Regions from separate parts of the Homo sapiens genome. Here region 2 is linked to region 1. A link is a contact called in ENCODE Hi-C or POLR2A ChIA-PET data. All regions are on one chromosome and are shown on one strand. The core of a region is the stretch at or near the end of the contact, and the rest is flanking DNA. Distances in the headings are between cores, read along the strand shown.

What was found. Hi-C counts contacts between places; a loop is a spot of excess contacts on that map. ChIA-PET counts read pairs that join two places held with the same protein, here RNA polymerase II (POLR2A). Pooled maps may share reads with other maps.
Region 2: a loop to region 1 is called in a pooled map, with 4 times the contacts of the local background. The contact joins the enhancer-like site here to the promoter of C4orf36 in region 1. A Hi-C loop is called at or near these places in 4 of 168 maps with a recorded cell type or tissue (Caco-2, K562, MCF 10A and 1 more), 1 of 37 single-sample maps with no recorded cell type and 6 of 50 pooled maps. POLR2A ChIA-PET finds 5 or more read pairs at or near these places in 1 of 52 experiments (H1).

The regions. Positions count from the first base shown.
Region 1 is chr4:86,889,665-86,894,818 of GRCh38, reverse strand. C4orf36 (chromosome 4 open reading frame 36) reads left to right here and starts at 2,397. Exons shown (of 5, transcript NM_144645.4): 1 at 2,397-2,636; 2 at 3,226-3,363. The coding sequence starts at 3,299. RefSeq lists an enhancer at 2,000-2,655 and silencers at 2,176-2,715, 2,926-2,985.
Region 2 is chr4:87,148,689-87,153,378 of GRCh38, reverse strand. No RefSeq gene overlaps it. Among named protein-coding and RNA genes, the nearest start is that of KLHL8, 70 kb to the left of the region's middle. RefSeq lists enhancers at 1-454, 455-955 and a silencer at 2,312-2,361. Within about 2 kb of position 2,383, at least 2 of the 41 ENCODE cell types and tissues checked have a DNase peak (open chromatin) inside an H3K27ac peak, as active enhancers do.

The DNA of each region.
Region 1 (5,154 bases), core at 1,148-3,647:
ATTTCTCCATAAGGCAGCTTGAGTGTCCTTTCAAATGGCAGCCAGTCTCTCCTAGGGTGAGTGACCCAAGAGAGACTGCAAGAAGGAAGCCACAATACCTTTTATGACCTTATCTCAGAAGTCATACACAGTAATGTCCACCATATTTGTTCACAGTGAGTCACACAGGAAATAACTAAATACAATTGTCAGGAATTTTATGCATATGCTGGAAATGGAGTTCCTGTATAAAGAAATCACAGGCTTGACCTCTTCTGGTGTGGCCCTAGACCTATTTCTACAACTATAAAAAGAGAACTTACCATGGAACCATGAGGAACTTCCCTTCTAAGGTGGCTTGTCCCCTATCTGGATATAACCTCAAATAACTTCTCTGTCTCTGTTTTTTCATCTCTAAAATAAAATCACCTAAGAAAGTGCCTTTCAAATTTTTTAGACCCATTGTTAAGGGCTGTACATTGAGCCTGAGCACACACACACGTATGTGTATATGTGTATATATATATGTATATAACAGAAATGAAAGTGCCACAAAATAATACCTTCTTACACTTATCTGTGTGATGTACTCTAATTTTATTCGCCATTCTATGCTAACTCATTTTTAAAAATTCCGGCCAAAGACCGGGCGCGGTGGCTCACGCCTATAATCCCAGCACTTTGGGAGGCCGAGGTGGGCGGATCACGAGGTCAGGAGCTCTAGACCATCCTGGCTAACACGGTGAAACCCCGTCTCTACTAAAAATACAAAAAAATCAGCTGGGCGTGGTGGCGGGCGCCTGTAGTCCCAGCTACTCGAGAGGCTGAGGCAGGAGAATGGCGTGAACCCGGGAGGCAGAGCTTGCAGTGAGCTGAGATGGCGCCACTGCACTCCAGCCTGGGCGACAGAGCGAGACTCCATCTCAATAAATAAATAAATAAATAAATAAATAAATAAATAAATAAATAAATAAAAATTCAGGCCAAAATCTGTAGTACACTGGTCTCACAGTCCATTGAGGGTTTCAACATTCTTTGTGGAAAGAAAACACCCACTGTCACTCCTCGGTGCTCACTTTTCATTGGTGGTAGAGCAGAAATGCTGAAGAGCGAGTGACAGTCCTCACCTTCCAGTTTCTGGGAGGCACAAAAGCACCTTTGAAAGATGGGTCAGCCCTGCGAGCCTACTCTAATCAGAAGGATCAGAAGTTGCTTGTCAGATGGAAAGGTTACTGTGTTTTATCTTTTTTTTTTTTTTGAGATGGAGTCTCTGTTGCCCAGGCTGGAATGCAGTGGCGCCATCTCGGCTCACTGCAACCTCTGCCTCCCGGGTTCAAGCAATTCTCCTGTCTGAGCCTCCTGAATAGCTGGGACGACAGGCGCGCGCCACCTCGCCCAGCTAATTTTTGCATTTTAGTAGAGACAGGGTTTCACCATGTCGGTTGGCCAGGCTGGTCTCGAACCCCTTGACCTCGTGATCTGCCCCTCTCGGCCTCCCAAATTGCTGGGATTACAGGCGTGAGACACGCGCCCGGCCCATCCACCGTGCCTGGCCCATCTGTGTTTATCTTTAAAAGTTGGCTTTGGAACTTGCCATGTGACTCTGGGCAGCCCTTTAACCACCCTGAACTCATTCGTCGGCTCCACAATTGAAATGAGTAGTATCGCTCTTACCTATTTCATAAAGTTGTTTTTAGGCTCACAATCAATTAGGCATTTATCACGTGGCGGAGAATCTCAGGGCAGGATCTTTCATCCTCAGAACAACCCTCTAAGACATAGAGCATTATCCTTGTTTTATAGATGAAGAAATTGATGCTTAGAGCAGTGACATGCGAAATCTTAAGGTTAAATCTTAAGTGGCAGAGCTAGAATTCCAAACCAGTTCTGACATCAAAACCCTCACTCAAAATGGAAATGTAAGCTCGTTTCATTTGACCGTAAGGGGTGGCCATCTGATGTATTCAAATGAAGAAATACGAAATCACCACAGCGTAATAACGGCTTTAGAAATTGATGCTGTCTTGCTCTGAACACGAACACCTAAAATATCACACGTGGGCTTTGAGCTCACTGCCTTCACCCACTGCAGTGTGAGAACGCTGGCAACAGGGCTTCGGTTCCCCAGATGTCAGCAGCCAGGACTGGGTACATTTCTTTAAATGGCGCCCGCAAACGAAGTCCAGATCGCTTGGATGCAGCCCCCTACATTGGAAAGCGTCCTTCCCAGGAAAGGTCTGGCTTACAGCCCTCTCTGGCTGGTTGGCTGGATTCCGAGAGCGCGGCCTGCCCCGGCCCGGTTACCAGAGAGCGGACCCCGCGGGGCGCGTCTCCCGGGCCCGGCGTCCCCTCCCTGGCGGGTGGGGAGGGCCCCACAAAGCCCTTTGTTGAGGCTCCCGTGTGACGCGAGGAGCCCCAGACTCGGCGCCCGCGGCGAGCGGGAAGGAGGCGTGTGCCTGCGGCGCGGCCCCGAGGCGTGTGCGCGGCCATGTGCGCTTAGCGCAGCGCGCTCTTACCTCAGTACCCCGGCCGCGACCCTCCGAGCCCCTGGAGCCCGGGTAACCAGGCCGCCGGCGCCGGCTCGCGGGGACCCGCCACCCTGGAAGCCCCGCGCACACAGCGCATTCCTGGCGAGTCGGAGGCAGGGTGGGGCCCAGGTGTGGGAAGGAGCCGAGGCTGAGGCCGTTCCCTTCTCCGCGGGCTCTGTGGGCGGCCGAGGCCCCCACCCGTCCCGGGAACCAGTTCCTCCCGGGCCCTGCGCGTCCGTCCGGGGAAGGGTAGGGGACTCGCCCCGAATCGGCGTGCAAGGGCGGGGACGCGGGAGTGGTGCTGAGTGTTTTGAATGAGGGAAAACCTGGGAAGGATTGCTCTGCTCAAAGTGCCCGGGCCGGGGCGGGTGGTTCCTGTGCAGGCAGAGCCTTTGGTCGCTCAGCACTGCCACGATCAGACACATTTTGGCGCAGCGGTGTTGGAGCTGGTTTGGCAGGCTCAGGCAAGGGCAGAGAGTGCGACACCGAAACTTTGTCTCAGGATGACGAAACTTACCTGGCATTTTCTCCTTATTCGGTGGCAAAAAATGAAAAAATGAGTTCATGGAAAAATGAAAGAGAACACGGTTTTACACTTGGGGTTCCAGTTCAATGAACACTTATTAAGGACTTTCTGACATTCAGAATTTTTTTCTATTATTTGGCTACAAAATATTCACGTGAGAGGCATTAATTAGGTGCGTTGCCATCATTTCAGGTAAAGTGAACAGAGTTATCTGTGACATTCCATCAGGCACCTATGTAACGAAATCATACCGTAATAACTCACCATGGCGTATGGAGTGCCAAGAAAGAACACAGTGAAAACCATTTTGCGGGGCAGTTGTTATAATGTGTAAGTACTATTTTTTTTTTTTAAATCAGGGTAAGCATTGACTGCGGTGGGGAGTGTCTTTGTTAAATAAAAGGACTGGACACTCTGTGCTCCCCATGAGATACTGGGCTATGTGAAGTATTTTGAGGTGTCTGGGATCTGATTTTTTTTTTTTTTTTTTTTGGCAACTGCTTTTATAAGTTAATTATCTTACTTGGTCTTTACAACACAACACTTTCAAGTGAGAAAACTGAGGTTCAGAGAAGTTTGATCAAAGTCACAGTCCTGTAGTAAGGAAATGCAAAGGCTAGACTCGGAGTCTTTTTGTTCCAAGACAGCATTTTCTGCTTCCACCCACAACTTTAAAAAAACTTTGTTTAGATACTCCACGTCTACCAAAAAAATGCCCTGGTGTCAGATGTATCTTAACAGAGCACCTAATTAGCTGGTACAAAGGGTCGCTTTTATATCCTGTATACTTTGGCAGGCAGTGGATGGACAACACATGCTTTCCAATCAAGAAGACGTGGGCTCCAAGCCTGGCCCTGCCCCCAGCTCCCTAAGGCCATCTTCTTCGTACCTTGATCTCTGCATCTGCAAGATGCATATAACAATTGGCTATGCGGTGTGGATTATAAATGAAGTCGTGTATGTGAAGTACTTGCACATTGCCTGTCATCCAGTGAACGCATAGTGAGCACGTGTTGCAACCACACAGTAGTTTTACTCTGTGGTATTGTAGTGCAGTCTTTTCCTTTCTTAAACGTTTGATTAGGCATCAGCTGAATTTGTCTTTTAAACAATATTCTGTGAAGTAAATGAGGATTCCCTACGGGATTATAAAACCAGAGCTATAAGAAATTCAGAGAAAACTCACTGTTGCATTCTGTTTAGTTTTGTCAGTTTAGTACGTATTTAGACCTTGAACTATGGGCAAGTACCATTATAGTAAGTGTCATTATTATTATTATTATTATTATTATTATTATTATTATTTTATTTGCATTGTGTATGTGCATTGCTACACAAGACACATACACACATGTATACACACACATATGTCTTTTTAACACATGGAATCATATTGAACTTTGCTCTGCCCACCCCTTCCTAATATATCTTGTATAGCCTAATAGGTAAGAGCACTAATTCTGGAGTCTGACTTCCTGGGTTCAGATCCCAACTTCACAACCAATGGCTTTGTGACCTTGGGCAAGTTGTTCTCTGCACCTCAGTTTCCTTCCTTCCTTCCTTCCTTCCTTCCTTCCTCCCTCCCTCCCTCCCTCCCTCCCTCCCTTCTTTCCTTCTTTCCTGACAGGGTCTCACACTGTCACGCAGGCTGGAATGTTGTGCACCTCCTGGGCTTGAGTGATCCTCCCATCTCAGCCTCCTGAGTAGCTGGGACCACAGGCACACACCACTGTGCCCGGTGAGTTTGTTTTATTTTTGGTAGAGATGGGGTCTCACTTTGTTGCCCAGGCTAGTCTCAAACTCCTGTCCTCAAGTGATCCACCTTGGTCTCCCAAAGTGCTGGAATTACAGGCATGAGCCACCATGCCCGGCTGGAGATCTTTATTTTTTATCAAGACAGGGTATCACTCTATCACCTCAGTGCAGTCTCAGCCTTAGCCTCCTGGGCTCAAGTGATCCTCCTGCCGCAGCCTCTTTTGTAGCTGGAACCACAGGCCTGTGCCACCACATTCGGCTAATTTTTTGATTTTTTTGTGGAGATGAGATCTCATCACATCACCTGGGCTGGTCTTGGCCTTCTGGCCTCCAGCGATCCTCCTGCCTCTGCCTCTGCCTCTGCCT
Region 2 (4,690 bases), core at 1,134-3,633, 260 kb before region 1:
GTGTCTCTAGGCTAGGGAACAAAACTGACCTGGGGCATTTTAGCTTTCTTCTTGGCTCCTCCTTTTGCTATGGGTCCAGAACTTGGTCTCTCAGTCCCAGCGCTGATAATGGCATTTGTCCTCAGGGCAACTTTGGTTTTCCTGTTTAGTTACCACTCCTGCTCAGGTTCCATCTCTTATATTGGCCTTTCAGTGTCCCTGCTTTCTTGAGAGCCCAGTAAAGCATTTTTAAAAGTATATTGTTTATAATTGAACTAGGAACTAATAGTAATGGGAGAGCCCTTTGGATGATCTTGTCTTTTATAACCCCATAAACCACTACCATTCTAGAAGCCAAAGAAAAGACATAGTTTTGTCTTAATATTCACTAATTTTTCTCTTGTGTACCACTAGCCTCCTCTGAAATTTATGTGTTGAAGACGTTCCATAGACCAGGGGGCCCCCGTCCGCGGGCCTCAAATCAATACTGGTCCGTGGGCTGTTGGGAACGGAGCTGCACAGCAGGAGGTGAGCGGCAGGCCAGTGAGCATTACTGCCTGAGCTCCGCCTCCTGTCAGACCAATGACAGCATTGGATTCTCATAGGGGAGCAAACTTTATTGTGAACTGCGCATGTGAGGGATCTAGGTTGCAATCTCCTTATGAGAATCTAATGCCTGATGAGCTGAGGTGGAATAGTTTCATCTCCAAACCACCTGTCCCCACCCCTGCCCTGTCCGTGGCAAAATTGTCTTCTGCAAAACTGGTCCCTGGTGCCAAAAAAGTTGGAGACTGCTGCTTATAGACCTTAACAGAGCTTTCTTTTTTTTGAGACAGGGTCTTGCTTTGCTGCCCAGGTTGGAGTGCAATGACGTGAACATGACTCACTGCAGCCTTGACCTCCCGGGCTCAAGTGGTTCTCCCACCTCTGTCTACTGAGTAGTAGGCACTACAGGCCCGCACCACTATGCCCGGCTAATTTTGATATTTTTGTAGAGACAGGTCTTGCTAAGTTGCCCAGGCTGGTATGAACTGCTGGGCTCAAGCAATCCTCCTGCCTCAGCCTTCCAAAGTGCTGGGATTACAGGCCAGAACGAGCCTTTTGATCTCATATATTATTATACCTGAAGTTTCTTAAGTAAATTTAAACTAGTTTATAAAAGGATAATTCAGGAAATGTAAAATTACTTGGTATGGATATGCCTGTCACTTCAAGTGTCTCTCTTTGCCCTGAATATCTCAAGTTATTAGTTATTTTATATAACATCAGACCCTTAGCACATTGATGTGTTTTAAATCCCTTCATAAATATGACTCCAAAGTACTGATGGAGAGTCAGAAAATAATTGCATTCTGCTTGAAACTTTACAACCTTCCTTTTTAAACAAATGTTTCTGTTTAATGTAACAAATGTAATGGCCTTTGGCCAAAAGTAATAAAATTCTTACTTGATCATAAATTCCTAAATTTCCCTAGTCTGTTTGCAAACAGTGAGCTTTTTTCCTGTCTGAAAAGCCAGAGCTCAGGACCGAATGACATAGTGGCTATTTGTATTACATTCTAATACACAGTGCTCTAGTTTTCTTTCTTTCACTTGTTTCATTTCCCAGTACCTATTCTAATGCAGTGCTAAATCAGTGTGTTTTTTGTTAGCTTTATTGAAGTATGATTTATATTAAATTCACCCACTGTAAGTGTACATGGTGATTCAGTAAACCTGTAGCATTGTGCCAGCCTCATCATAATCCAGATTTGGAACACTTTCATCATCCCCCTGAAATTCTCATGAGCCTGTCTGCAGTCAGTCCCCACTCCTCCCCTCCTTTCTCTTCACCCTAGGTAGCCACTGATCTGCTTTCTGTCTATAAATTTGTCTTTTCTGGGTATTTCATATAAATTGAATCACACACTATATTTAATCTTTTGCATCTGGCTTCTCTCACTTAGCATAATATTTTTGAGGTTCACTTCATCCATAGTGTAGAATTTTTTATAGCTGAATAGTATTCCCTCATATGCATATATCACATTTTGTTTATTCATTCACCAATAATGGTTGTTTGGATTGTTTCCAATTTTTGTCTATTATGTGTGATGCCATGAATGTTCATGAACATATCTTAATTGACCATATGCTTTCATTTATCTTGGGTAGTTTCATATACGTGGAATTGCTGGGTTTTATTGTAACATGATTTTAACTTTTTAAGAAACTGCAAACTGTTATCCAAGTGGCAGTACCATATGTTTCCATCAGCAACATATGAGATTTCCAGTTGCTCCTTGTCCCCTCCAACACTTGATATTGCCTTTTCCTTTGATTATATCCATTCTCCTGGGTGTGAGACATGGTGTCATTGTGGTTAAATGAATGTACAGTGCTTTCAAACAGCATCTTTTTCCTAAAGAAAATGATTGCCCTCTAGTGGCTCATTCTGCACATTACACTTGGGAAAGGGGCACTAATGAGAAGTCTAAAGCTCAGAACAGGCTTGTTAAAATTTACATTCATTTCACAGCATCCCTGGTTTAGCACACTGAACACAATTTGAGTCCAGTTTCAAAATGTTTTACTTCATTACTACTATTAATAATACCCAGGAGCTGAGCTGGTTGGCTGTGGCTTTTACATAATCCCAAGAGGTACATTATAGTCAAAACTAAATTTGTGTGCTTTAGATCTTATCCACTTTATGCACTAAGATCTTTTGCTATAACAAGGGTTTAGACCTGTAGAGTGGCTAACGCCTACAAAGAAGGGGAAAAAAGGCCAGAGATGGTTATTGTTTACTCAAACCTATTACATCCTTTCAAATCAGAGCCAGAGGAATAAATCATTTTTACTAGTGGAATGAATATAAATTCTTTTTAATGAATTGGACACAAATGTGTCTGGTGGCTTGTTGGTATTTTCAGGTAACACCTTGTAAATATGCCTATGGAGAGTTGTAAAAATTTAGGAGACTAGGTCTCGGCTGCTCCTAGGGCTCTGCTGAAAGGACAGAACACTATGCATGTTTAAAAAAAAAAAAAAAAAGTTAAAACTTTGAGCTAAGTAAGGAACCTGGCCAGGGATTTACTTATTTAAGGCATGTGTATTTGGTAAGTAAAAAAAGATGTGGCTTCAGGAAATTAGGGTAGTAGAAGCAAACATTTAATGATTTAACATAAGAAGTTTTTGCTTTAAAGCTATCACTCACACAGGTGATGTCATTTATTTTTTAGAAAGTGGAGAGAATGTATATATGTGAAATTTCCCTGAGCTCTTAGGCTTTAGATTTCCAAATTACCCAACAATGCATTTTATTGTCCTGACATGTCTATGAAATCACATGTATACATGTGTGTATTTTACGCCTGAACACAGAATAGCAGAGCCTGATGGATGGGACTGCCTATGGTTGACCTACTGCTTTACTCAATTTGAGGTAAGGGGAAGGAGGGGGCATTTTTGTATGTGACATTGGGTACACAGTGATTCCACTCCTTAGTAAGTATGGTCCACTCCACTTATCAGTTAGAGGTGGATAAGGGAGTATAAAGATTAGGATAAGAGAACATTTAGCCAAGTCTAGGGGGTAAGCTTTGGATATGAGGAAGGAGATTAAGATAATTTTTAAACATGTATCAGAACCTATAAAATGTTGACACTATGAATACTGGGTTTTTTTGTTTGTTTGAGACGGAGTTTTGCTCTTGTTGCCCAGGCTGGAGTGCAATGGCACGATCTTGGCTCACTGCAATCTCTGCCTCCTGGGTTCAAGCAATTCTCCTGCCTTAGCCTCCCGAGTAGCTGGGACTACAGGCATGCGCCACCACACCTGGCTAATTTTGTATTTTTAGTAGAGACGGGGGTTTCTTCATGTTGGTCAGGCTGGTCTCAAACTCCTGACCTCAGGTGATCTTCCAGCCTCGGCCTCCCAAAGTGCTGGGATTATAGGTGTGAGCCACCGCGCCTGGCTGAATACTGGTTTTTAAAGAATTAACATGGAGGTTTTAAACTTACTCCAATGGTGCTGCCATCATTGCCCAAAGAAAACAACTTAGGTAGATACTGAAATTATCTAATAGGGACACATTTTTATCCTCTGTCTTTTGCAATTGTGTTTTGGAGCCAAGTCTGATGAGTTATTTATGTGGATAGTATTGTTTAACTCTTTGTAGAAAAGCAACCATAAAATAAATAGGATGTACCTATGCTTGCACATAGTTCTGAAGACAGTTTTTTTTGTTGTTGTTATTGTTGTTTTTGAGACAGAGCCTTGCTCTGTCGCCCAGGCTGGAGTACAGTGGCGCAGTCTAGGCTCACTGCAACCTTCGCTTCCCGGGTTCAAGCGATTCTCTTGCCTCAGCCTCCTGAGTAGCTGGGACTACAGGTGTGTGCCACCACATCTGGCTAATTTTTGTATTTTTAGTAGAGACAGGGTCTCACCATGTTGGCCAGGCTGGTCTCAAACCTCTGACCTCGTGATCCGCCCACCTCGGCCTCCCGAAGTGCTGGGATTACAGGCGTGAGCCACTATGCTGGGCCCTGAAGGCAGTTTTAAATAATTTTGTTGTAAATTTGTTTTGAACTGTGGTAATACATGTGAAGAAACCACCAAGATGATTTTAAAGGACAGTGGTCTTTTTAATAAGTTCTGTGTATCTTTTTAGATTTTAATACACCATCTTTAACAGGGAAATATTTGATTACCAGTATCTTTATCTCA